2 separate regions of the Homo sapiens genome follow, and region 1 is linked to region 2. Evidence: chromatin loops called from intact Hi-C (ENCODE). Cell type or tissue: stomach. All regions are shown on one strand. Links, peaks and the distances in the headings refer to the core of each region. The heading gives the core; the rest is flanking DNA. Region 1 overlaps LINC00310 (long intergenic non-protein coding RNA 310). Region 2 overlaps MRPS6 (mitochondrial ribosomal protein S6).

Evidence for each region. Hi-C counts contacts between places; a loop is a spot of excess contacts. Peaks named below come from ENCODE experiments on the same cell type or tissue, not always from the same donor. Only the 100,000 strongest peaks of a DNase experiment are listed, where the experiment ranks them.
Region 1: a loop joins it to region 2, with 2.9 times the contacts of the local background. A loop is called at or near these places in 11 of 110 quality-filtered maps.

The regions. Positions count from the first base shown.
Region 1 is chr21:34,183,327-34,195,670 of GRCh38, reverse strand. It overlaps LINC00310 (long intergenic non-protein coding RNA 310), which reads right to left. Exons shown (of 2, transcript NR_027266.1): 2 at 5,752-6,903. Among named protein-coding and RNA genes, the nearest start is that of LINC00310, 8.8 kb to the right of the region's middle. RefSeq lists an enhancer at 2,949-3,038. In stomach, for the core only: no CTCF peak of the experiment used is centred there; a DNase peak (open chromatin) is centred at 9,370.
Region 2 is chr21:34,076,777-34,093,219 of GRCh38, reverse strand. All of the region lies in intron 1 of MRPS6 (mitochondrial ribosomal protein S6), which reads right to left. All of the region lies in intron 1 of SLC5A3 (solute carrier family 5 member 3), which reads right to left. Among named protein-coding and RNA genes, the nearest start is that of SLC5A3, 11 kb to the right of the region's middle. In stomach, for the core only: no CTCF peak of the experiment used is centred there; no DNase peak of the experiment used is centred there.

The DNA.
Region 1 (12,344 bases), core at 6,485-11,484, 100 kb before region 2:
AATTATAGGTCAGAGGATGCTCGTAACTGAGTGGATTCCCCTGAGAAAGCGTTTTCCTGCCTGGTATCTCCCAGTGACTTCTGCTTACATCTCATTGGCCACCCTTACCTGCAAAGCGCCCAGAACATGTGGATTGCATTGCCCCCGTCCCGCCACAAACCTGGGGTTCTGTTAGTAAGGAAGAAGAAAAGATTAGAAAAACAAATAAACCTTTGTCATGAAAATCCTTTTCCCCATATCCTTGGAGCTACATCACAAGTTAATTTTTTCCTTAAGATCAAGTCACAGAAAGGAAATTGCTCCTCTAAAGAGCTGTTGGTCAAAGGATATGTAATTGCAATTACATAGGAGGAATAAGTTCAAGAGCTCTGTCCTGCAGCATGGGGATTACAGTTCGTGACAATATACTGTATTCTTGAAAAATGCAAAGAAAGTGGATATTAAGTGTTTTCACACACAAAAAAACCTCTGTGAGGTAACTGGCTAAATTTAACCATTCCACAATGTGCAAATACTTTAAAACATCATGTTGTACATGAAAAATACATACCATTTTATCTGTCAATTCTTAAAAAAGGCAGAGCATTTGTTCTCAGACTTCTCTAACAATTTGCCCTTTAGAAACATTATACTAAGAAACATTGTATTTATATTCCCACCAGCAGTGTCTAACAAAAAAAGTATCTATTTAACAAAAATATTGGGATAATCTTTCATTTTGGATCTTTGCTAATTTAATAAGGAAATTTTTTATCACTTTTTTCTTAATTGTTTAAAAATATTTCCAAAATATGTAATAGTCCTGATTCCATTCCTATCAGTGGGATGTGTATGCCCTGGAGTGGGGCTTCTTACATTTTCACAGGTACACAAATCACCTGGGATCTCATTAAAATGCAGGTTCTGATGCAGCAGGGTCTGGGATCTGCTAAGAATCCCATTTCTTACAAGTTCCCAGATGACGCAGGTGCTGCTGGCCCACAGACCACACTTTGGGTAGGGAGTTCCTAGACGCTCCATGGGTGCAATTTTGTTATAAGACAGAGTTATGTCTGATTGTTGAGTGAGAACTGCTCTCTTCCCTGAAGACAACCAACTTGCACACCTGAAGGTCAAACGAACAAACATCGTCAGAGTGGATTCAGGGTAAACCAAATCTCTTCTAATATGATACTGCAGAGTGAACAACTTAGCTCTGCACCATTCAACACAAGATTTCTGAGTGAGCTTGGAGGCCCTGCAAAAAGTGACGGCTGCCTTAAATGGGTTAAAGTTTGGGGAGGGGCCAAGAAAGCCCAGTACCTCCAAAGCGATGACCTAGACAGAGGTGAGAGCCTGGAGGAGCCCAGGAGGCAGAAACAATGATCCCTGATGGTGGGCACCTGGGGAAAGTGTCACGCTCTCAAGGCCTTATAGGACCCTCTGTTAAAATACTAATCTGGGTTCAGTTCTCTTTATTCTCACCCACATCAAATCCTGGCTAGTGGCCCAGCTTCACACTTCCTGACCTTAGGGATTTCAGCTGGCTGAAAAGATTCTTCCTGGCTTTGGTAAAAACTAAATTCCTGGATGAGATTATGCCAAAGGCCTGGGAGATGAGAGGAGAAGGGGAAGGAAGGGAGGAAGAATCCGGAGCCAGGCAACATCAGGAGCAGCTGTGGAGACTCAGAGGGTCTGGGGAACACCCAAAGTGGGAACCAAGGCACCCAACCCAAGCAACCTGACCAAGATGCCTGTCTGTATTAGTCCATTTTCACACTGCTGACACAGACATACTCGAGACTGGGTAATTTATAAAGAAAAAGAGGTTTAATGGACTCACAGTTCCACATGGCTGGGGAGGCCTCACAATTATGGCAGAAAGTGAAAGGCATGTCTTACATGGTGGCAGACAAGAGAGAACGAGAGCCAAGCAAAAGGGAAAACTCCTTATAAAACCGTCAGATCTTGTGAGACTTATTCACTACAAGAACAGTGTGGGGGAAACGTCCCCATGATTCAGTTATCTCCCACCAGGTCCCTCCCACAATAAGTGGGAATTATGGGAGCTGCAATTCAAGATATTTGGGTGGGGACACAGCCAAACCATACCACTGGACGCAGGCCATATCACATAGACACAGCCCAGCTGCAGGGTCTGAAGCACCTAGTACCAAGACGGTGTAGGGGTGAGAGACAGGGAGGGGATGTCTGTGGGAATTGTTTCGGTTCACGCTGTATACCTGGAAGTCCGATTTGTCTGATCTTAAGATAGCCATTCCAGTCTTCTATGCTTCTATGCTTGGGTTTGCAGAATACAGCACATCCTTTACCGTCTTGAGCCCATCCATGTCCCTATCTTTAAAGTGTGTCTCTTTGTAAACCTTTTTGTCATAATTAGACTGGGCCATGGGCTACAAAAATAATAATAATAATAATAATAATAATAATAATAATAATAATAACATTTATTTGGTAGAAGAGGGATGTGGTATTTACAGGGCAGAGAAAGTCCCCAAGAGTCATAAGATGAGTCATTAACATCACTGGCATCAACTAAATGTCTTCTTAATCAATGAGAAACCAGGATACAGGTGAGAAAGAATTAGAGCGCAGACTCGAAGTTGAGGTCATGGGGACAGCAGCTTCTGTGGCTCCTGGATACCCTGCGTGCCCAACCACAGGACTCATGTGAGAGTTTTTCAACCGGGAAGAGGGTTTGAGAGTGTGTGTTTGTGTCCACCTGCCAGGTGGGCTTAGCCCATGCACTGCCCGTTTCCCTAACAACAGGGCCACCAACCATGAAACCCCTCCCAGGGGCATGAACACTCTCCTGTGGCCTTTAGTCCACACCTACAAATGTCATGCACCACCCACAGTGAGAGACAGAGACCAAGAAATCCCCACAAACGTAGCTAAGAAATAGCTTTCATTTCCTGTGTTCAGTCGTTTTCAAACCAGATGCACCTACCTGGGAAGATTTTTAAGTGCCAATGCCTGGGTCACATCCCCAGGTGACTCTGCTTCTTTGATCTGATGGTGGGGTGAGGTATCTGTATTTTATTTACTTATTTTTATTTTTTTGAGACTGTCTCTCACTCTGTATTTTTTTGAGACTGACTCTCACTCTGTCACCCAGGCTGGAGTGCAATGGCACAGTCTTGGCTCACTGCAAACCCCACCTCCTGGGTTCAAGCGATTCTCCCACCTCAGCCTCCTGAGTAGCTGGGATTACAGGCACCTGCCATCATGCCTGGCTAATTTTGGTATTTTTGTGGAGGTGGGGTTTCACCATGTTGGCCAGGCTGGTTTCGAACTCCTGACCTCAGGTGATCCTCCCACCTCGGCCTCCCAAAGTGCTGGGATTACAGGCATGAGACACCATGCCCAGCTGGTATCTGTATTTTTTGAGGCAATTTCCACTTAAGTCAATATTTCTAAAGCCTGCCTAAGTATGCTGAATGTGCAAACAAACCCCTTTTGCATGCTGAGAATATCCCAGAGGGGACCCAAGTAGAAAGCCACCTGTTTCAAACAGTCAGGTCTATGTTATACTGTGGCATGGCCAATGGCACCAGGGCTGGCTGGCTGCTGAGGACAACTCATGGAGTGGAATGTGACCAGACAATGTCAGCACGCATCAAAGGTAGCAGCCCACTGGGGAATGGCATCTGACACTCCTGGTCCTGAGACTGCAGGAGGGAGAGACCCACAGCCAATGGGACACCCAATGGGAGTCCTGCTCTCCCCAGAGGAAATAATTAGCCCTGAATTGCCCCATTACTTGATATCTATCTCCAAGGTCAATGTGAATGAATAGGTCTCTTTGCTTGATTTCTTCCCCTAGAGCAAATGTTTCAATGATCTCCACACTCCTCCTTAATTCAGAGTCCATTGTCCAGCACATTTGAGCCCCTCCATGAAAACAAGCTCCTAGGTGAGTATAATGTAAATAAAACCATTGCCATCCAAAACGGTGTTTCTTGTTCAACCCTGCTTGCAAAAGCTTACTCAACCGGCAGAGACAAAAAGCAGTGCTTTTCGAAGTATGAAAACTACCCATTATCCCATTAGAGAGATGCCGGTTACAGAGATGCCGGTGGAAATCGGAAGCTTCTGGCTTCAGGCAGAACTAGTGAGTTTGAAGCTCACTTTTTAAATGAAAAAAGTAATGCTCTTTTCTTCTTTGGGACTCACAACAGCTAGTTCATAGTGTGAAGCCACAAAACTAGACCTTTTAAAAATGATCTTGTCCTAAGACTAGGAGGTTGGAAGAGACGAGAAGGTTTTCATTTAAAGAATGAGAGTTTTTTCTGGCCCTTTGGCCAAACTGAATCCCATCCACTTGTCCAATCCAAGATCCTCTTCCTGGATTCACTATCTCCAGATGGGAACTTGCTAGATTTCATTCATTAAAACCAAGGCTCCCCACTTGCAGGCACAAGTTCCCATCTGCTGCCACATCTTTGCAGTATCAGCTCAGCCTTTCCTCTTCTGGCACGAGTTCACAGGCTCCTGTAGAACCAGAGGTAGGTGTATGACAGGGGTTTTGTGCCTTGAGTGAAAAACTTACTTACCCAAGACAATAGTGCCATTCCACATCCATTTTCTGCAGACATTTCAATACAAAAATGATTGAGGTGGGAGGTGGGAGTACGGGGGAGGACTGGTGGATTATGCAGGGATCTTGTGGCTGCCAAAACCCAAAATATATTTCCCTGCTGCTTATAAACAGCAGTAAAAGGTCACAGCCACCTCCGTCTGAACTTCTGTCTGCTTGATAAGAGCAGTTGAAGATGTATAAACATTGCTTCTCCCATCTTCCACTCACTTTCAATGAAATACTACTTAAATACAATCAGGACGACACATCTTCAATATTTAACAGCTCGACTATGGCCCTGGCCTGCCAGAGTGGATATCGTGAAGACCAGAGCAGGTGGGGGAGAACCCTATTTCTTCTAAATCCTGAAGCGGGGGTGGCTTTGCAAAACAGAAAGACTTGCAAGTAAATAGACTGAGTCATCACCTAGGATAAGTGACAGCAGTCTTAACACATTGCATGGCCTTGGATTTTACATCAGCCAACAAAGATAATGAGATTTCTGCCTTCTCTTATACAGACATTCTACTGGCCAGATATCCTTGTCCCACTCAACATGCAATCGTTTGGGGGATAATTTTATCCTCGAGGATCCACTCTCTGGATTCGCTGTCTCCAGGTGGGAACGTGCTAGGTTTGCTAGCACTTTGCTACAATATTCTCTGTAGCTGGAACTTACAGTATGGAATGTGAGGAACAGAATAATAGTAGTAGCTCCTCTGCACACCCAGATACTCAGAGGCAGATTTTTCTGCATGAAGGGGGACTTGCTATCGTGATCCTGGACATTAAGGACATTTTAAAAGTAAGTTAGCACTGCCCTCCATGGCTGGCTGCTCTGTGGACACCCTGGGGAAGAAGCACTTACTTAAATGATTAGACCTGGATTCTGACCTTCGTCCTGAAGTGCGTGGTCTGTATGTATATGTGTGTGTGTGTGTGTGTGCACGCGCACGCATGCGAGCATGTGTGTGACTATGTGAGCATGTAACACATGCGTGTTCATTTGCTAGGTCTTGTTCTCCCTCATCTGTCAAATAGCAATGATATTACCTGACCCATCTACTTCACAGGATTGCCTGGTAGATCAAAAAAGAAATTGATGTATTAGGGTTTGTATTAGTCCATTCTCACACTGGTATAAAGAACCGCCTGAGACTGGGTAATTTATAAAGGACAGAGGTTTAATTGACTCACAGTTCTGCATGACTGGGGAGGCCTCAGGAAACTTACAATCATGGAGGAGGGCAAAGGGGAAGCAAGACACCTTCTTCACAAGGCCACAAGGCAGCAGGAAGGGGAAGTGCAGAGCAAAGGGGGAAGAGCCCCTTATAAAACCATCAGATCTTGTGAGAACTCTTTCACTATCGTGAGAAGAGCACAGGGGAAACTGCTCCCATGATGCAATTACCTCCACCTGATCCCTCCCCTGACACATGGGGATTATGGGGATTATGGGATTTACAATTCAAGATGAGATTTGAATGAGGACACAAAGCCTAACCGTATCAGGGTTCTTCCAGTGAGACAGGATGCGTATAGAGAGATATATTAGAAGGAATTGGCTCACAGAATTAGAGGCTGATAAGTCCCCAAATCTGCAGGGTGAGTCAGCAAGCAAGACCCAAGAGAACGGATGGTGCACTTACAGTCTGGGTCCAAAGGCCCAAGAACCAAGAGAGCTGATGGTATAAACTTCAATCTGAAGCCTGGCAGGTTGAAGATCTAGGAAGAGCTGATGTTTCTATTCAAGTCCAAAGGCAGGAAAAAGTTGACGTCCTAGTTTGAATGCAGTCAAGCAGACGAAATTTCCTCCTACTGAGGGAGGGTTGGCCTTTTTGTTCCATTCAGGCTTTCAATGGATTGGATGAGGCCTGGCCATATCATAGAGGGCCATCTGCTTTACTCAGTCTACCAATTTAAATGTTAATCTCACCCAAAACGCCCTCACAGAAACACCCAGAATAATGTTTGACCAAATATCTGGGTACCCCTGGGCCCAGTCAAGTTGACACATAAAATCAACCATCACAATGGAGTCAGAGGCAGCACTGAGTACTGGAAAAAACACCATTTCTGGAGGTCAACAGCCCAACGTCAAGTTCCAGCTCTCTTACTTCCTAGTTGTGTGATCCGCAGGTTACTCGAACTCTCTGAAGCTGCCTCAGTTGCCTCATCAGTAGAATAAGGATGACAGAAGAATCAGTGTCTGACACATAGCAGGCACCAAAGCGTTGGCTGTTTTGGATGCAAAAAGTACTTTTCAATGGTTCCATTTGCCCTTTGCATTTAATGTACATCACTATTTTAGACAAAAGGGGCTGCAAGACACAGAAAATACAAAGGAAGAAAAAAGGAGGCATTACTATCAACGAAGAAAAATAATGAACCAGCAAGTGATGTGGACCTTATTTATACAACCTTACCCTTAAGTTAGTAGACCAGGATCTGTGGGCCTTGGAGAGACATCAGAACTGCTAGACTGTGTGGCTCGGCTCCTCAATGTGAAACTCCTTTACTTTCCCGGGGACCCGCGGACGCATATTTGCCTTGGAACATAATGGTGGGGTGGCTGTGGCCCTTGCAGAGTGTGGGCATGTTTCACGTTATATGCATGCGTGCTGGAGGATGAAACCAAATCCATTTGGGACCTGACACTGTCATCCACCAAAAAAGCAAAATATTTTCCCATCTAGAATCAAAGTAGAAAACCACTCTCACAGTTGGTTTGGGTTTTAAAGGCACACTAGTGGTTGAAAAATGGTTTGTGGTCCAGACAAGACTTGAGCCAACCCAACACTTCATTACAGTGCTGGTTCCCCTTCCAAAGTCCTGCTGCAGCACGTGGGCGGTGTTAGCATCCCTCTGGCAGCTGAAATGGACCCAGAGAAGGGAATCATGGTTAGAGGAGACCTAGACGGTACAGCAAGAAATGCAGAGGCTGGGCTGGCCAGACGAGACTGCTGGGGGCCAGCGTAGAGCTCTCACAGAGTGTGAGATATTTGGGGTTTGGCAAACCCGAAGAAGCAGGTTGCCAAGTCCCACAGCTCCCTCTCCCCCTGGTGTATTTCAAAGGAAATTAAATCCACATGTTTCTGATTTGCTGACACTTCAGGCTCATCCAAAGGTGGTTTTGCAAGAGTGGCTTGGACATGAGGAGCCCAGAGAAACCCTAATTATTATTGTTATTTTTCATTTTGAAATGCAGACCTGTACACTTACATAATCCATGCCATGCCTACCAAATCAGACCCCAGTTTTGCCTTCCCAAAACTTTTTGTCCCGGGCCCACCGGCAACAGGTCATTGAAGTCAACTGGAGAAGAGAAACGATGACTTTAACATCCAACCTAGAAATCCGCCTTGAAAATAGCACCCAAGAAACGCCAACGCTGGCATTCAAAAGCAAAAGCACTGTATGGATTGGGTCTATGGATCTCATAATTTCCTTAGACTCTGGGCCAAGGGGCAAAAACTTAAATTCAAGATGGTAGGTCCTGGATGTGGGGTCTGAGGTGGAAGGATATGGAGCTCAGAACCTCAAGAGGAAGGAACCATCACAAAAGTGTTCTCTAGAATGTTCTCAATTGACCAGCCATATCTATGAATGAAACTCTGACAAGCTGCAACCAAAATTCGGCTTCAGGGACAGAGAATCTCATTATACACTTAGAAATAATTTAGCACTTTTGGATGTGACCTATGACCTCTCCACGCCTAGCCACATGCAAACAATTGACCAGAGAGGTCAGGGACCAAAGAGCTCCTGTCTTCTGACCCAGGAGTGAACATTGTCCATTCCTCCTATCCCTCTCCCATTTAAGGCTTTTCCATTCACTTCAAGGGGCCTCCTCTCCTGCCGTGAGTGAGTTCTCCCAACAGAAGCGGTGGCTTTGTCCTGGTGCATGGCAGTGTGCTCTACACGCTCGATAAACGAGCAATGAAGGCTGAGAAAACGAATTGGAAAACAACCTTCTCCAGTCTCTCCGCTCCCGGGTTGGAATTTTCAAGCTCCAGCCCTCCTGGTCCTCAGAACTTCACATTTGTTCTCCGTTTCTCCTGCCTTTTTAAAATCCAGGTAGCAGCCCAGCGTTGTGCCTTGCACCTATAATCTCAGCACTTTTGGGAGGCTGAGGTGGGTGGATCCCTTGAGCCCAGGAGTTTGAGACCAGCCTGGGCAACATGGCGAAACCCCGTCTCTACAAAAAATACAAAAATTAGCTGGGCACAGTGGTGTGTGCCTGTGGTTCCAGCTACCTGGGAGGCTGAGACAGGAGGATCGCTTGAGCCTACGGAGGTCAAGGCTACAGTGAGTCGTGACTGCATCATTGTACTCTAGCCTCTGGGCAACAGAATGAGATCCTGTCTCAAAAATAAGAAAACAAAATAAAATAAAATCCAGGTAGCCCTTTCTTCTCAGGTCTCAGCTGAGATGTCCCATCCTGGGAAGGCTGATGCTTTTCAGCCCAGCTTGGGAGGCCTGCCCCCCACCTATATTGAGCTTCCCTCCCTTCCAGGTGTGTGTACATAGATACATACTCGTGTTTAGCTAATGAAGTACAAGGTCACCTGCACAGGCTGCCTGCCCACCGGACTGCTGGCCCCTTGAGGCCAGGAACCAGGGCCATCTCTGTCACCCTCTTCCCAGAGCTTGGCACCGAGGAGGTGGGAAATTGGTACTGGTCCTCTAATCAGCTCTGCTCCCTAACCCTGCGACCAGCCTTCGCCATCAAGACGGCTCAGTTCTGTGAACCGTACAAACCATGAGTCATTAGAGCCTTATCAGATGCTTCGAGACTAGTGCCCACGTGAGTTAGTCTGCTGGGGCCGCCGTGACAAAGTGCCAAAGGCAGGGTGGCTTAAACAACAGACGTTTATTGCTGAACAGTTCTGGAGGCCAGAAGTCTGAGATCAAGGTGTTGGCAGGGTTTGTTCTGAGGGCTCTGGGGGAGAATCTGTTCCAGGCCCCTCCCTTAACTTCTGGGGGTCACTGGCAATCCTCAGGTTCCTTGGCTTATAGAAACATTGCCGCAGACTCTGCCTTCACCTTCATATGGTGCCCTCCCTGTGACTGTGTCCAAAATTCCCCCCTTTTAAAAGCCACCAGTCATCCTGGATGAGGGCTCACCCTTAATGGCCTCACCTTAACTGGATCATCTGCAAAGACCCCAATTCCAAATAAGGTCACGTTCACAGATACTGGGGGTCAGGACTTCAACATCTTTGTTGAGGGGGACAAAATTCAACCGGTAACTCCTCAACCTATAATACCACTCCTCCGGTAAAGAAAAAAATATTTTAAACCAACTTAAAATTCTCATTGAAATAAAGTAACCATTTAATTTATTGCCCAAACTGGAACATTTTTTGAGAATAAAAGAGAGTGCTATTGGTAATTTTGTAGGGAAAATGAGCCGCCCAGTCTGGGCCACATGGCCACCCTCTGTGGCTAAGCTCGTTTCTCAGCCCTTCCCATGCAAGGATGCGGTTTTACCTTCACTGCAAATCCCTCTTTGTTTGTGTTCCCCAGCAGGTCCAGTGTGTTTTATACACAGTCGCAGCGAAACCAAGGGATTAGCTGTATTCCGGCTGTAGTTAATTCACTGTTTCCAGCTAAATGCAAGCCCAATCTCAGCAATTAATGTGGCCAGATCAAATCAGGTTCTCTTTACACCTGTTCCCCTGCTTAATTAGGTTCTCATTTCCCAGGGGGACTCAAAGGCACTGAGAACCATTAGCTCAACCCTGGATTAGGAAGGCAGCATCAGGCCCACAGACATCACCGTCATGCACAGGCGATGTCCCCGAGACAGCTCCAGCCCTTACGTCTAGAAATGTGTCTTGACAACTGTGATGCCCCCAGCGTGGCCAAGGGAACGATCCCCTTTTTTGTTAGAGACTTCCTTTCATGTCGTCCCAAGGGAAGGACGTGTTCCCAGTGGTGCTCCTTTCTGAGGTAATTGTTGGACAGGAGTCAGCCAGTTAAGCCTGCCCACCTAATTAACGGGAGTCTGTTATGATTTATCAAAATAATGAGATAGGGAACAAAGACATTGCTTCACCCCCCACCCACCCGCCTGATATTTTGGCCTCTTTTCTTCCTTTTGGAAGATGACCCAATATTAATGAGAAATGAGTCACTTATTATTGGGGTGCAAATAGAGAGATAAATGACATCAGTAATTAAGTCTCAAGCCCTCTTTGGTATAATGGAGCCATTTGTCAGGCAATATTATTCAATTAATTAATTCCATTAGGGCTACCACACTTCTCCCAACCCAGCCATTCAACTGTCAGCTCTGATCATTTGTATGATACAAAAATAGAATGGTTAATAAATGCATCATGAAACCAAAAAGAAAGTATTTTCGCCATCACAAGAAAGCCAACTAGAAGTGCGTGATTTGTGAATGTGTGAAGTGCTCACAGCCAGCCGCAAACCTCTTCCCATCACGGACTGAAATGTATCTGGTTGTTTCTTAGTTCAAATCTCTAGGAAGAAAAAGGGAGTTGGTCCAGCTCATCTTCTTTTGCCCTATCAGTAACCAGGGAAAGGAAAGAAGTCGGGTGACATGAAATGGAACTGTGTAAGGGACAAGGGCAGGCAAATACAGTGGGAGGGAAGGTTTCCAGAACAGCAGCTCCCAGCTCACGTGCTCCACATAGGTCTGCTGTCTTTCCTGTCTTGCCAAGTACAGAGGAGAATCCTGACCTCGGTCTATGCCCATCCACCTCTCATTGCTCACAACTCATGTTAGTTTTGTCTCCGTTGAGGCTCGTATTAATTAATAAATACACCTGCATTCTCTCTGATTCCATTACTCTTTCTGTTCTCCTTTTCAACCCATGCCAGTTGGTCTCAGAATTCTTTACCTCCCTCCTAGTGGGACATTTGCCTTCAGAAAAAAGAAAGGTAACAATCCAGAACCACAGTTAAGGAAAGTCTGCCTAAATGAATGAGTATCATCATATTCTAGAGAAAGGCCAGAAACTCCTTATGAATCTTGACATATCCCAATTTACCTCTTAATTCGTCTCCAAATCAACCTTTTTCTTTGATCAGCAATATTAACATACATAAAATACCATCTCCGTGTTTCATTTCTTGTTCTGTTCTGCTTTGATTAGGTACTAATACTCCAGGAGCACTGGGATCTGCTCATTTTCATTGTGACGCAGCAGTATTTCAGCCAAGTTTGGAATTAAATATGCCTTTATGTGCTGGCATAAAAAGCTATCTACCATTCCTAGGAAAACAGCTTCTATTCCAAACAGCTGACTTCCAAAGTCCAGAACATAATCTATTTGTAAGCTGCGTGGCTGCCTACACAGTTCCAGCCCCTTTTCTCTCACCTCCCAGCTAATCAAGTAATCTTTTGTTTCCTGAGCCCATTCTGTGGAGAGGAGTGTAAATCAATCAACAGCGAAGGCCTCCAAAGCCTGCAAGCCAGGATGAGCAGGAACAGGCCAAGGGCAATGGTTCTCAAACTTCAGCCAGCATCAGAGTCGCCTGGAAGATCTATCGCAACAGACTGCCAAAGATCTGGGGTGCAACTCAAGAACTGGCATTTCTAACCTTCCTCCTAGTGGAAAATTTGCCTTCAGAAAAAGATGGCCCAATCCAGGGAAGAGCCACTGGCCTAGAGTATATGGGACAGAGGTACAGGGAGGTAACTAGATGTTCAGAATCCTCAGCAGCCAGCCACATAACCTAACTGGTCCAAAACCCACCCTCCCCTGGGATGGATCATGAAGGAGTAAAC
Region 2 (16,443 bases), core at 6,336-11,335:
TATCACTTCATACCTGCCAAATCCTGAAGATGATCATATTTCTATGACCACCTTCCCCACCCCCAAAAGCTTCCAAGTTTTTAAACAAATGCTTTGACATTATGTAGGACGAATCATCTAAATTTTTAATAAAATCTAATCAGATGACTAGTAAACATTATTTAAAAAGGTATCGTTAAATGTTTCTGCATAAGGGAAGCTTGTCAATTACAATGAAAACTGCTGTGTCAATTACAATGAAAACTGCTGTTCGCAGTTATGAAACCCTGCCTCCAGGGCTCTCTGCTACCCAACAGCCATCCAAGTCATCCTCAGGCCACTTGTTTCAATTTTCAGAAGGCTACCTGGCTAATCAGGTATCACTCTTCCCAATGGCAGTAGCAACCACGTGCTTTCCAAAGAAGGGAGAGAAAAACACAGTGGGTATTTCTGGTTTCATCTGGCCGTTGGGGGGGAAATAGGGTGGGTTATGTGTCATAGTAGCTGCTGCAGCTTATTTGTTCAGAGAACAAAGTGCTGAAAAAGAAAACAAGCACTTCCTCAATCACTGGGAAGCACTGTTACTATCAGTAACATTGTTCTTCATTGTCAAATCTGATTTATGCAAGGTAAATATAGAAGCTATATTCTGCTGCCTGATGAATGCTCAAACTGCATGAAGTTCTCATGCTAGCCCTAACTCCTAACTTCTCTAGTAAAGTCGCTCTGCCCACAGGAGAGGTACCAAATAGTACCCTAACACTAGCTCAAGGCTGAATTCTCAACTCTCCGCCTAGGCTTCCTCATATCCTTCAAAGCCACTGCGGACAGTTCCCTTCTCACTGGATACCATACCACTCTGTGGGTCGTGTCTAGATTTTTCCAACTTAAACAAAACACATGCAGAGACCAGCACCTGGTAAAGACTGGAAAAGGAAAAACAAAACCAAAAACAGGTCAATTTGGTTTGTAGAAATATATAAAATACTATAATGCAATGCAGCTATATTTTACACTCTAGTCACAGTCACAGCCTTGAATTTCAGTCTTTCAAGAGATAAACTACATTCCTTAAAAATGGTTCTGAATATACAGTATGTTATATATATATATATGTTTTTCTTCCTTTTAAAGAAGTTAACATTTCTTCAACAAAATACAATGAGCACTGTCCAGGGTTCCCTTATTTTTATAAGAATACACATGGAAGAATCTTCAGCTAACATGAGGCTTTTTAACTTGTATTTTTATATTTATATATGCTTTTTGTCACAGTTCATCATTCACGCAAACCTCTCAAGTAAAATTATAAGACAATAAAATAGGTATAGTTATGAAAAGCATGTAGGTGGGTTCCTTGGTAGTCCATTTTTTTCTTAAAAAGCTTCTGTAATGGGAGTAATACTTGTAGAATGCAAAAAGAAACAGTCCCCTAGTGGTGATGAGCAGATTTAGCCAAACCTTGAACACAAAGGTGCTTTGAAACAGAGCAGATTCCCCTTCTTCCCAAAAGAGAAGGCATCCTTCTCAGAAAGTAGTATTTTATTGTTTTGCACAGAATTAGAATGCAGTTTTGGTTCTATTCCACGCATCTGGATAAATTAAATTGCAACTGAAGAATTAATCCAAATAGAGAAGTGTAAATATAAATATTTGCTGCATTTGACCAAATAGAAAGAGAAAAAAAGGTAAGACCAAATTTAAATAAGCACTCCTTCAGGTGATATAACCATGTTAACCAAAATGTAATTAGTTATCATGACCAGATCTCTCTAGTACTGTCTGGGTGACCATATAATTTATCTTCCAAACCAGAAACTTATTCTGGAACTATATGTAAACAGCAGGATATATGGGCACTCTATCAAAAAAATAATAAAATAAAAAACCACCTGCCACTAAAACCAAACAAGGAACAAGAAAAATTATCTCCTATACTCAGGGCTTCAAGTCATAAGTTCAATGACACAGGGCGGGGCCTGCAAAGAGTAGTACGCAATAATCTTAAACGTGACCAAACAACCACCTCTTTTAGCTTTGGAGTCAATTTACAAACCACACACTCAAGGTACAATCTGAGACGCCTAGTCCAGCACTCTGTCAATGGTAAGCTTGATGAGCCCTGCTCATCCTCTGATCCAAATGAAAAATATTCACTTAGCCAGCTAATAATTGAAGGGTTATAGAACACACAGACACCTCTGAAAACTAATTACCTGAATTACAATCACTTTTGTGTAACCTACCAAAAACAAAAAACATGGGCATACCCAAGCTTGTTTTCTCCCCACCCCAACAGACAGATTTCATGATTCTGTAAGAAGGGAGGTGGGTGTAGGTACCACATCTATGTAGGTGGCACGGTACAGAAGAAAACAGCACAGTTTTTAAGGGCTGGGTTCCATGCTCCGTCACTTCCTAACTGTAGGATCTCAGGCAACAACTTCATCTCTATGAGCCTCAACAAGTCTCAACTGTCTGGCTTTTAAAATGAAACCAACTTGCTCCTTATGATTTATAAGGAATAAGTAACAGAGAAAGCTAGTATTGCCCAGTGCAATGGGGAGGTGGCTCAGTAAATGTCAGTTTACTCCCTACAACCTGAATATACTAGAAGTGATATTAGTTCCTTTCAAATTAAACTGTCAACTATGTGCAAGGCATATTAGGATTTTCCCAAGTTATTTATATATAGAAAGATTAGATAAAATAATGCATTAAAGATGCAGCTCTCTCAAACATTTTAGACTCCCAACTGTCTCATCAACTATTAGCTCCTACTTAAATCACTTCAAGTAAAATACAAAAAGAAAAAATGTATATAAAATTCTTAAGACTTTACATACATGCTTTCACTTTTGTCACCTTGACTCAAGTTCTAGGAAAGCAAATTCCTGTGGTGGAATAGACTACTAACGCTTGATGCAGAGTGTATGTGTACTCACATAGGACTGTCCTCAACCCCTGCTTACTTTAAAAATGTGGAGCAAGGATACTGTAGCGGTTCATCAGTAACACAAAGAGCAAAACAGGTTTTCCTAATATAACTGGCCTGAACTCCAGCCAGTTTTAAATTGTAAGTGGAGCTAAAGACAACACTACAGATTAAGTATCCCTAATGCAAAAATACAAAATCTGAAATGCTCCTCCCAAATCCAAAACTTTTTGAGAACTGACATGATGCTCAAAGGAAATGCTCACTGGAGCATTTTGGGTTTGGGATGTTCAGATATGGGATGCTCAGCCACCAAGTAATATGCAATATCCCACAATCCAAAACACTTCTGGTCCCAAGCATTTAAGATACGGGATATTCAACCTGTACCGTAATGTTTTAACCATCCCTAAAATATAAAGAATTTGCCCTTAAATCTTTTTGACAAAACATTTCTATTAAACTTGCACCCTCAAGTTTTTAAAAGTTATTAATTATACAAAACCCTGATTGGACTCAAATGGTGCTGAAGCTGTATTCTGATGGGTGAAGTTGAGGCAGAGTAGGGAGGGACTGCGGCCCTCCTCCCAACCCTCTACCACCAGAACAGCTCTACTTTTATCAGTTTCTCCCGGGACAGGAGTGGGGAGGGGTTAAGAATGGATAATTTCCAAAGTAAACCATTTCCTCAAATAAAATCTTATTCACCTAGAAAAGTTCATAAACCACCAGATTTACTTCATCCATATACACTCCGCCCAAGATATATTCATTTTAACCTGATTCTACCAATAAGTTTGGCTCATCATGAATTTTTTTATAGAAATCTCAGAGAAATAAGACCTTGTAGATATGGCAGTCAGGGAGGGAAGAACAACTATGAAACTACTACTGGTTTTAACTTTTATGTGAATGATACTAGATCACATATAGGAGCAAACTCCCAACAACCCATTTTGTTAAAGATAAATGAAAACATGAAATAACAGGCTGGGCGTGGTGACTCACACCTGTAATCCCAGCACTTTGGGAGGCCAAGGCGGGTGGATCACTTGAGGCCAGGAGTTCGAGACCTGCCTGGCCAAACCTCATCTCTAAAAAAACACAAAAATCAGCCAGGTGTGGTAGCACACGCCTGTAATCCCAGCTACTCAGGAGGCTGTGGCAAGAGGATCGCTTGAACCCAGAGAGGTGGAGGTTGCAGTGAGCCGAGATCACACCTCTGCACTCCAGCCTGGGCAACAGAGCGAGACTGTCTCAAAAAGAAAAGGAAATATGAAATAACAGAGCAGCAATGCCTATTACTATGTAATCTTAACCAAACATTTGTGTAACTCAATAAGAATTCAAGAGGCTCAACACTATCTGCTTGTAAAAGACTGTTTATCAAAGATAAGTGAGTTATAAATAATGGAAATTTAAAAAAAAAAAAAAATCTTACACTAACCTAAGTCCTAACACCATCTAGGTACTGTGTCTAGTTTTATGTGCATTACTTTAATCCTTATAACAATCATGAGATAAGTACAATTATTATGACCATTTTACAGATGAGAAAACTGAAGCCATGAGGTAGTATAACTCACCCCAGGCCACAGCTGTCTGTGTTACAGCCAGGATGTTGCCTCACATCTATATGTCTAAACAGCTTTTGCCCTTAATCACTATGCAATACTACCTTCAGTGAAAAGGACATTACTGACAGGAAGAAACATTAACGATATTGATAAAAGATCATGCGTGTTTAAAAAGTTGTGCTTGAAAATACACAAGATGGATATGTAACAACTGTTAACAAAGTAAGACTGCAAACAGCACGTAAGATAAAAACCAGTTGAAATCTTTGTGTGATCATGTGAATGGATGTGTATGGATAAAATGCAGAGATTAAAAGTAAAAAGAAGTCCCAGGCATAGGCTTCACATACAGCAAAGCCCTGATGGGTCAGCTGTAAGACCAGACGTATCTATGTTCTCACCATCCAAGTTCAACGCTTTCTGCCTTCATTCTTTTTATCAGTGTTAATTAGTCATTCCACCAGAAGGGGAAAAATAGTAAGTCTTAAGTGTATTCTATACTTGACCCAGTCATCACAGCTATAGATTCTATCTAAGCCAATCTTTATCAACTCCCACAACTTTAAAACATTAAGTTAAAGGAATTAGCTGTACAATCTACAAATGCAAGGGTTCTCACAGTAAAATTTATGGACAACTGCTCTTAATGGATGAAGTGTTGTAGTTGCCTGTTGTTCCGGGGTATGAATAATTTGCTCTTGCCCAAAAAATGTGTTCTACTCTCAATCCTCCCCATCTCAGAACAGCAACTTCATCCTCACTATTGCTCAGTCCAAAAATTTTAGTCATCCTTGACTGCTCACTTTCTCCCTCAACCCACATGCAATCAATCCATCAGCAAAGCCTGTTGGCGATACTTAAAATATATCCAGAATCAAAGACAACTACTAGCACCTTAGTTCAAATCACCATTCCATCTCATCCAGATCACTGTCCCAGCCTCTTGTCTCCATGCTTCTGCCCTTGGCCCACTACAGGGCACTAGCACAGCAAGCAGTCAACCCTTTCATCACAATGGACCAAACTAGCCTCTGGGACTGGCTATTTCCTATGCAGGCAACACTTTGTAACCCCAGGTTTCCACAAGACCTGTCTCCTCTCCTTTTACGTCTTTGCACAAAAGTAACTTCCCTGACCATCTCAATGCCTCCCTTCCAACTTTGTATTTATCCATAGTACTCAACACCTAACACGCTATAAAACTTAAACGTTTCTTCTGTCTCCTCACTACCATGTATGTAAACTCCATGAGGGTAGAATTTTCTGTGTTGTTCCCTGATGTGTCCTAGTGTCCAGAACACCATCTTACATATTACAGGTGCTCAAATGTTTGTTAAATAAAAAAATCAAATATTAACAACTAAGTTCTTCGCCATCAAGACTGCTAAACTTCCAATATCCTATATTACCATCAACAGTGGTTTTTTAAGCAACAAGAGATGCAGATTAAAGAGGCTAAAGGGAAAAAGAGCCTCCTCCCTCCTCCACCAGTGATCTGCAATCTCAAATAGCTCCAGTTGAGGGTATGTGTAATGACAAGGCAAACTGGACTAGACAAATATGTTCATTCAGATAAAAATCTCAGTGGCCCATGACATAGTAAAAACCTGTATCTGGAGCCACCATCTCCCTCAACCTACCACCTACCACCAGTCTGGCCCACTTCCCTTCACTGTGCTAACTCCACTGCGGAACGTGTTTCAAGTTTTACTGCTGCAACTGTCGACATCCACCTCTTAGTGTGCAGTGATATGTGCAGACCTTCCCTGTGCGTGTCTGTCTGGCAACTGTTCCCACACAGCTGAAAGAGCAGGTCAGTGCCGGCAAGCAACAATTCCCTTCAGCTCACCCAACAGAAACCCAAGCACCCTGATGTCAACTCATGAAGAATCCTCTTCCACCTCTCCATTACAACTTGAGTTCAGAGTTCCCACAAAACTAAAGAAGTTACCTTAGTAACTAGCATTTACCAAACACCATGTGCCAACCACTATTTTTACACTACATGTTTGAGCTCATCTAATCCTAACAAAAACCCCAAGAGGCAGACATGATAATGATCCCCAATTTACAAATGAGAAAACTGAGGACATTTGAGAGGATCACTAAGGGAGTTCATGAACATCCTTTCTGAAATAAAGATGAAGAACGCATCCTTTTACAACACCTTTCAGGAAGATACACACACACACACACACACACACACACACAAACACAAACTAGAAATAAACACAAGTCAGATAAAATCCAGCTAACTGATGCAAAAGGACTAATGTAATGAGAAAAATCACCACCGGTAAGCCCTGAAGTAATGCACCCAGGCTATGAGTACAGGGATGCTACAATTTTCAGGAGAAAGGCTGCTGGGGGACTTCAAAATGGACGCATGCAGCTGCTAACATCTGTACCCACACCAAGAATTAATCTTTTCTCTAAAATGCAGACATGTGTCCCTCTTGATGTGATCTATCCCTCCCAAGACCACTTAAGTGCTCTTACAAAACAAAACAAAACAAAACCTGAATCTAATCAAATTTCTAGAACCTATGGGTCTACAGAAATTACCTGGAATAGAAGAATATATATAAACAGCATAAGTGACCAGCCAAATCCGGAAAGGTAAAGAGTGGGGTAAGAAGCTATTACAGAGTAAGAGACTTAAGGTCATTAAGCAAACATAATTTGTGGACCTTGTTTAGATTCAGAGTCAACCAGAACTGTAGACAGACACTTTTGACAATTCAGGGAATTTGAACATGAACATGAGGTGTTAAGGAATTGTAGTTAGGTGTAAAGGCACTACGGTTGTTTAAAAGTCCTTATTTCTGGCCGGGCGCAGTGGCTCACACCTGTAATCCCAGCACTTTGGGAGGCCGAGGCGGGTGAATCACGAGGTCAGGACATCAAGACCACCCTAGCTAACACGGTGAAACCCCGTCTCTACTAAAACTACAAAAAATTAGCTGGGTGCGGTGGCGGGCGCCTGTAGTCCCAGTCCCAGCTGGGGCTGAGGCAGGAGAATGGCGTGAAACCCGGGAGGCAGAGCTTGCAGTGAGCCGAGATCACGCCACTGGCACTCCAGCTTGGGCGAAAGAGCGAGACTCAGTCTCAAAAAAAAAAAAAAAAAAGTCCTTATTTCTTATACACTAATTACTTACAGGTGAAATGATATATCTAAGTTTGCTTTAAAGTACTCCTGCAATAACTGATTCAGTCACCAACAGATGCTAAAACCAATGCAGATTGTTGGAAAACAAAATATTCAGTCTCAAGTTTGTTATTCCATAGATCACTTAATACAAAAGGGAAATAGGGTACATTTACAATGGCCCATTCTGGTGAATGCCACCTAACCAAATGACTGCTTAACAAAGTGGTATGCCTCCCGGTGTGATGCATTGACATCCCTATGAAATACTCATTCCTGTCAACAATGGCTAATCTAACTCTAATCATGAAAACGCAACTACAGTCAACTCCAAAGTGAGGGTTTCTGCAAAACAGTAGGCCTGGACTCCAAAACTCCTCAAAGTGCCACTGTTATTAATGACAAAGGCTTTGGAACTGTTCAAGGAGACTAAACAAGTAAATATATGATCCTTGATTGAATACTGAATTAAAACACTAAAAACTATTACTGGAAGAACAGCGTAAATTTCTATATGAATTGAATATTTGGTGGTAGTATCGTATCAATGTCCGTTTTGAATGTGATGACTATGTTGTGGTTAGGAGGAAGGCCCTTATTCCTAAGAAAGGTATGTCAAGATGTCTGCAACTCTCAAAATAACGCAGATTAAAAAAAGATAAAATAAGGCATATTCTAACAATTAGTGATCTAGGCAAAAATCATACAAGTGTTAAATGAACTGCTCTTTAAGTCTGAAATTTTTTTAGTCATGTTAGCCAAGGGAAATTAATGAAAAAAATTTTAAGATAAAGAAAACAGAGGTGAGCAGACTGGAAATTAACAGTTGAAGCTGAGTGATAGGTACAATACAAAATTTCATTAAACTACTGTATTTACCATTACGTATGACCAAGTCTGTGTTTTAATTCTTCAGTTTTTCCATTTGTAAAATGGAAATAGCTCTACCTAACCTTAGATGGCTGAGGATTCAAGAGAATTGTACATATGTGTGTGTGTATAATATGTAGGTGTGTATATATATCCTAAATACATATACACACCTACATAACCCCTGCACCCCTACTTCAATCCATTGCTAAGGTTAGGCATTATTATCAACTCATCTAGCCTCCCTCAAAGGCTAGCAACTATGAGGTTTATAGAGGTAAAACATCCTACCAGGTCAACTTTGTGTTTTTTTTCTGTTCTCAGTCTACTTGGTTCCAATTTTATGTTTCTAGAAAAAAACTGTTTCTAGAAGGAAATCGCTTCTGCTCATCTTTCCATGTGACTAAGGCAGAAAACCTAAGCACAAGCACCTTCCTGGTAGACCAGATTATAATTCTCCAGGCCAAGTTATAAATAGAAGATTCAGAAATTAGGGTATTTCCTCTGAAAGATACTTTTCAGTTGGAAAACTTTAAAACCTTCTAATTTTCTCCAAGGTTTGGAGAATATAACACTCAAGAAGTAAGAAGTAAGACCACAAAAAGAGTAACTTTAACAGTATTTGGAGGGACTGGTAGAAATTACGCCCTGAATTAAACCTAAGAAATAAAAACAGAAACATGGTATTCTAGATTATAAAGGCAGCTGGATTTTCCTCTTGCATTGCAAACACAGGACAAGTAGAGGGATAGAAAAATCCAGGGAAATAGGGTCACGACTGTTTTCTTTGTATGCCAGATGACAAGAAATCTTGAAATTATCAATAGTTTCCAATGAGTCCATCCTAATCAGATAAAATACTCAAGACAGTGACATTAGGAAAAATGTTTTCTTCAATCTTCTTACACACACAAAATTTGCAAAATCTCCTGGCCCTTACTTAGTCCACACATGAGAATGGCATTCCCATGAGACCAACAGTGCTACCAAAGTCTGCGAGACTTAGGCTGCCTAATGGAAACTTGGTGTCTTAAAGCTTCAAGATACTATACTTCATACAACTGTTTTCTCATATGACTATTAACAAAACAGAAGGCAAGCAGTACACCAACAGAAGAATGGCAATCAAAACAACCCATGACTGGGTCATTTGCTTACTTAACAGTGTCAAGCAGTTAAAAAACAAAACCACACACTTCAGTACCATACACCTTTCCTACAACATGCCTGACAGAGCCTACACTCAAATTTAGCTTTTCAACTGAGCAACAGAAATTCACCTTAAATCTGAATCAAAACCAGACTGAACAGATGTTTTATATTCGGAATTCATACACGGGGCATCTGAGCACAAAATGAAAAGGGAGCAGATATCTGGAACTTACACTGATTCTGCACCTTTCTAACGGAAGCAAAGACGACACATGGATTTGCAAGAGCATCTTCCCAGCAGCTGAAATGCAACCACAACACTGCACTTCTGATCACCACAATGAGAATTTTCTCAAACTGGATTATATCCACAGCAACCCGGCTACCATAACTGCACTTGGTTTCTTCACCTGACAAAATTAAAGCACTTAACCACTCCAGGGTAGGTGTTACAGAGAAACTTTTAAAAACTCAAGTCAAAACAAAGACAAAACCAGGAATTCTCGATTCTGGGGCAGAAGCAGAAAAATGCCAGTTTATGAGGATTGAGGGCTCCAATAAAGAAAGTTTTGCTAAGTCTGTGCTTTCACTTGCAATTTCATTTTTAAGCTTTCATCTACACCAACCTCTACTGAGGTATGCCCAAAGTGGACAGAAATTACCTTACCTGGGACTGTAATCATAGTAAAAATGATTGCAAGGGGAAGCAAAACAAGTCAATTACACCTTGGGCCAAAACGTACGTAAGAACAACCTGGGATCTGAGTTCGTTTTATTTGCAATTTGATGTTATCTATCTGGAGTGGGAGTGAAAAAAAAGACAAAAAAAGAAGGTTAGTCAAGGTAATAACTTGGCTTCTATTTTATGGAAACACAAAGCCTGGTCAAAAATAAAAATGTCATCACCTCCCTCCTCTATAATCTTTACCAAGAGAGCACCTGAATTTTTTTCATGGTAATACTATTTTCCAGGGATCATGGGTAAACTATTTTTAATTCCACAGATACACTCTGAGCAAAAAAAAATATTTTCTAGGCAAAGCAATCTTTGCATGCCAGTAGTATTTCAAACACCTAAGAGGTTAATACAACGGGTACAAACCAAATAGTACTAATACATGCCTAAAACAAGATATCACTCAGACATTGAAAGAAAAAGTGGACTGTGAATGTCACTCCCTCACAGTTTACACGGTGCAGCTCTGAAGCCTACATGTATATTTTAGCCTAAATGCACATATACAACCCAACAATCCGAAACTATAGATACTTTCAAGAATTGAATATGCCTGCCATTGCTGAAATCAGTCCTACTGCAAACCAGTGACCAATTAACAAGGTGGGCTTTGTCAACATAAATGCTAAGAGATTTACAGACAACCTACAGCTAATTATCTGAATATCTAGATTACAAAATGAGAGCCAACCTAACCCACAGATACATTACATTTGATCCATGGTACCTAAGTATTCAATTAGTTGGCAACATCAAAAAAAAAAAAACCAGATTTCCTATAAAATCTGGATTTCTGGCTGGTAGGAGGAAGAGAGAAAAAAAAAGCTGGCAAAACCAGGCCCACACCCCTCATGGCAATAATAGATGGGAGCAGAGTAGTAAGCACCAACACCACTAATTCAAACATTTACTTAACAAGAACTGTATTTCAGCTTTGATCTAGTTTGGGATTCTGATGAAATAAACTTAGATATAATAAGTTTTATCTTTTAGAGTTTCTTCATTAATAAACTGGGAATAATGAAAAACTAGGCAATGAAGTTCACAGCGACTTGCCTAAGACCACAAAGCTACTTTAATGACAGAACTACACTTAACTACCTCCAAGGTCACATAACCACTTTATCTTCAAATACCCTCCCAAATGAATTACTTCCATTTTACAAAGAAGGAACTGAGGATCCAGAAGGTTAAAGTCCTTAGGAAGTAGGTGCTACAATCCAAAACCCAGTCCCATCTGCCTCTAAAGCTCCTTCTAGTCTCCCAATGCCAGTCTTTGTTTATTCTATGGTAACACATCCAGTATCTTCATTTCAGATCTTACAAGGTTTTTCTACTCATTTATAATAGAAAACAAAAAAATCAGCATTTTTCTATAAAGCAGAAGCCTTCATACCCAAAGCCATATCCAGTCATAAAACTATATATACGTACCTTAAGTATTTTATTAAGTATTTTATTCAACACATAAACATACATTTATTTGCCAACCTCAATATAGGGGTCATGACAAGCACTTGGAGAATGGAATCGATGACCTGGAGTTCCCTGATGATTTGAGTTCCTTCTGCTTGATCTAAGCGACATCTACAGATGGCATTATCTACAATTTCCAGTTTCAGCTTCATTAAAGTGGAAAGTTTAAAAGATCCTTGTAAAACACTCCACATACACAATCCTCCTAGTTATTTTTCTTCCCAAACTTTGAGTTATTTCAGCCATATCTAATTCTACAGTCATTATTTTAATGACTCACCTTTTATCAAGTCTTCCCAAAGAATCCAACTTGGTTTTCAGGAAACAAAGGTTTGCACTCATTTCATCAGCTCACATGATATTTAAATTATTTTACGGAAACAAGATTACCTGTCATAAAACAGTCTTGGAAATCAACACAACTTCTGGTAACATACAACTCACCCAGCGTGAGCGAAGTGCACTGACTTGTAAGCAAACTACTAGCACGAGGTCAACACGCTGTATCATAGCAAATAACTGTTTTATAGAGATGAGAGTAGTAACCCCTCAAGGCAGCTTAGTAAGTATCTACCATATATGCAAAGCATAGCAGAACAAACATGAAAGACTCAGCTCTCAAGAATTTGTAATCTAGCAAAGGAGGTAAAACATATTCACCAATTAACTGTAATACAAAGTAGAAAGTGATCCATGTGATGGGAGACGTGATGAGATTCATGCAACCAAAGGAAAGATTAGTCTATTATACTCCTAATGTTGCAGGCCCTTGATATTTGTTTAATGTACCAAATGAGTTAAGATGAACTTGGAAGAACATGAGACTGGTTTTTCATGGAGGTGGTGGGGTATTGTGGAAAGGGAGGGTGTTCCAAACAGAAAAACAGCATGATGCCGGCACCAAAGAAAATAAAAGGTAATGGTATTTATAAGAATCTGCACAACTTTGTTTACTGGGCATATAAAATGTGGAAAAAAACTGAAAGATGAGGTTAAAAAAATAAGTTGGGAGTCATACTGAGACAGCCTTGGATGTGACTTCATCCTGCATGTATTTGAAAATGAGAAGTATGCAGTAATTTGGCAAGTGTTGATACAATCAATTAGTATGGGAATCAGAAAGCCATCACTTAATGCTTTCTACTATTTCCTTGTTATAAGTGCACCTATTTAGGTGTTTTAAAGTATCTCAAGGACATATATTTGCACTACAAGCGTATTTACAGGTATTAGCTATCCTCCCCTCAGTAGTATGTCAGGAGACCAGCTAAGAAACTGCAAGAGTCCAAGGAAGAAACAAACAACATGAGCAGTTCAACTAGGGCAGAGAAGACTATATGGCATTGAGACTGCAGGAAAAGAAAGAACTGCATTTGTTCAGCCCCAGATGACAGAAGACAGAGAAGCGATAAACAGAAATAAGCAATAACAGAGGCAACTTTGGGGATAGGCAACACATTAAGTTCTTAACCACACTGAGTTTGCAGTGCCAAGGGGATACCCAGGAGGCCATAACCAGCACAGAAGAGAACAGAAAATGCCAGAGTTGTCAGCTTGTTAAAAAAGGTGGCAAATCATCCACATGAAGGTTAATGGAATTGTACATAAAGAGAAGAGGGCCTGTAATCCCAGCACTTTGGGAGACCAAAGCGGGCAGATCACGAGGTCAGATTGAGACCATCCTGGCCAACATGGTGAAACCCCATCTCTACTAAAAAAAAAAAAAAAAAAAAAAAAAAAAAAATTAGCTGGGTCTGGTGGCGCATGCCTGTAATCCCAGCTACTTGGGAGGCTGAGACATGAGAATCGCTTGAACCCAGGAGGCAGAGGTTGCAGTGAGCCGAGATCGTGCCACTGCACTCCAGCCTAGGCAACACAGCAAGACTCTGTCTCAAAAAAACAGAAAGAAGAAGAAGGGAGAAATCAAGGGAGTAACATCAGAAAACAGCAGCATAAGAAGCCAAGAAAAATGATGCACCTAGAAAATTGTGTCTATATACTCTAAATCAGGGGCTGGCACATTTCTTCTGTAAAGGACTAGATAATAAATATAAACAAAAGAACAGGGTCATGTTCCAATGTAACTTTACTTATGGACTCTGAAATGTGAAAGTTTTATGAAATTCAAGTGCCATAAAGTATTGCTGTTTTTTTCCCCACCTATTCAACTGTAAAATCTTTTCCTACTTCACAAGCCACAAAAATATAGGTGACAGGTCAGATCTGGCCCGGAAGCCACAGGCTGCCAACTCTTGCTCTAATTTCAAAGCAACAAAAAGGATAAGAGGCTGAATTAACTGTCACTTTCCAAACCCAAGGGTAGTTCTTCCTTTAGACAAATTGATAACTTACCAGACATTCATTTGACTAATTCCTTAAGTAAGGATTCCCCTAAGAGGTAACTACATGTGTTGATAACACGTCTTAAAAATATTGCCTTCCACTAAAAACAGATAAACTCATGAGTATATTGGAAATTCTAACACAAAGCTAAGAACATTAAATAGGAAAAGTCTGATAATCAAATTGCAACAACTTTTTATAACATGAGTAATCACACAGTATTTTATCATTTGTTCTCTACCCTTCCTTCCACCTTCATGTTAAACCCCATTATGGTATTCCAGGTTTCTTTTAGATGAGTTAAACATGTAGTAGTACAAACACAGCAAAGGCACTAGATGAAAAATATTACTTCAGAATTTTCCCGTCATTGCTTTTGAACTCTTAATTTTTTGAAACTGATTTTATAATCTAAAAGGTTAGAAGATTCAATAGTCTGCATATAATACTAGATATAACCTAGATTTTTAAAATCTAGAAACATCAGTATTGAATGTGTGAGTCATGAATTAAGAAAAAAAATTAGTGCAAAATGTCAACTTCTGACAAGCAGTCTTCATACATACAAACCATATCTGGTGAGGAAGGACTCCTTACCCCCAAGCCATTCCTTGTACCTTAGCTGTAGCTCAGGGGCAGGAACAGGACTCCTTCCTTCTTCAATAGCTTGCTGCGGCAATAAGCTGTAACCCAAGAAAATTTAATACCAAATGAAAGTATAACATTGTTCACAGGGTCAAGTCTTCCATTACTAGGTAACTATTTTAAGTTGCCTGGTTTCAAGCAGATAAAACACAAAGAGAGATTATTAAAGATACAAGGCTAAGCTGTTTAGGGAGGGCCCATGGGAAGAAAAAAAAGACCACTTGACAGCTAGATGTTTCCGTTTGAACTGATGTCTCCCACCAACACACAGCAGAAACTTCACTATTTCCTAGTTATCAAATGCTTGCCAAGCAAACTACAAGGACCTAGGGTTGACCTGACTCATACTTCAGTTTATTAGCACCCTCCATCTCCAAAGGGTATCTAAAATACAGGCACTTCATAGGCATTACTTTCAGAACATCCTAACTTGAATAGAACTCTAGAACAAATACAAAACTTTTGCCAGGTGTTCTAATCAAAAAAGGCTTGCATTTAGAGAAAAACTCTTCATCACTCTACCAGAAAACCAACTGTTTTCTACATTTTAGGAACTGATTATACTTTTCTATATTCAAATTAAACCAAGTCAGAACTCAAACTCAGATTACACAAAACTCCTTACCCTACCAAAGTACTATTTCAATGAGTTATCTAAATGTAAAATATAATCTGCGTTGAGTATTAAACATAAAAATTACTGTTTGTTTTAATAAGAACTTAAGATTTCCAAAATAGCTATCTTCTTTATTCCTATTAGAAAAACATATGAAGATATATATATATAAATGCTATCTTATTGTACATGCAATGGAATCATTTAGCAAGTGAATTAGTTATTAAGCCATTAACCTTTAATTCTTCATGTAAAAATTCCTGAACGCCAATGAGAAGATTTCAGGAAAAGTATTATCCCAGGGCTTTCATAATCTATGCCAACTGTGAACACCTTCTGGGAAAAGGGCACGAGACGTAATTAGCGTTCCTAAAGTAACCACAAAATACTTATGTATTGCACAGATTTCTTTCCTCAGATTTCTTCTTCCTGTATACCCAAGGCATAAAAAGTGTCTACAAAGTTTCATTTTTTTCCTAAGCTCCTCTACATTATACAGTATGCGGCTTTACCATTCATGTATTGGCACTTCAGTCTTTTACCTAACTGAAATACCAACCTTTAAAATCTAATTATCAAGTGAAACCAAAGGGCTTCAACCATTTTCCCACTCACAAGAGAGCTCACTCACCAAACACATGACCCCTTCTCCTCATCTACCTCAAAGTTCTCATTGCAGGGGGGGCAGGGTGGAGGTGGATATAGACCTCACCATCTCACAGGCAATCCATTTCTTTTTCCATTGTCAGAGGTCTTCCTCACACTGAAATGAGGCTACCTGGGACTGCAGCCTTGGTCTCTCCTTTGCGGCTATGTCCTTTCACATTACAGCCTTTGAATACTGTGTTTTCCAGAAGTGAATAAAACTCTCTTGATGCTATCTGATATGGGTGTAACAGGACTTTTAAAATCTTTTTATTCCAGAGACTCTTCTATAAATATGAACTAAGACTGGTCTAAACAACT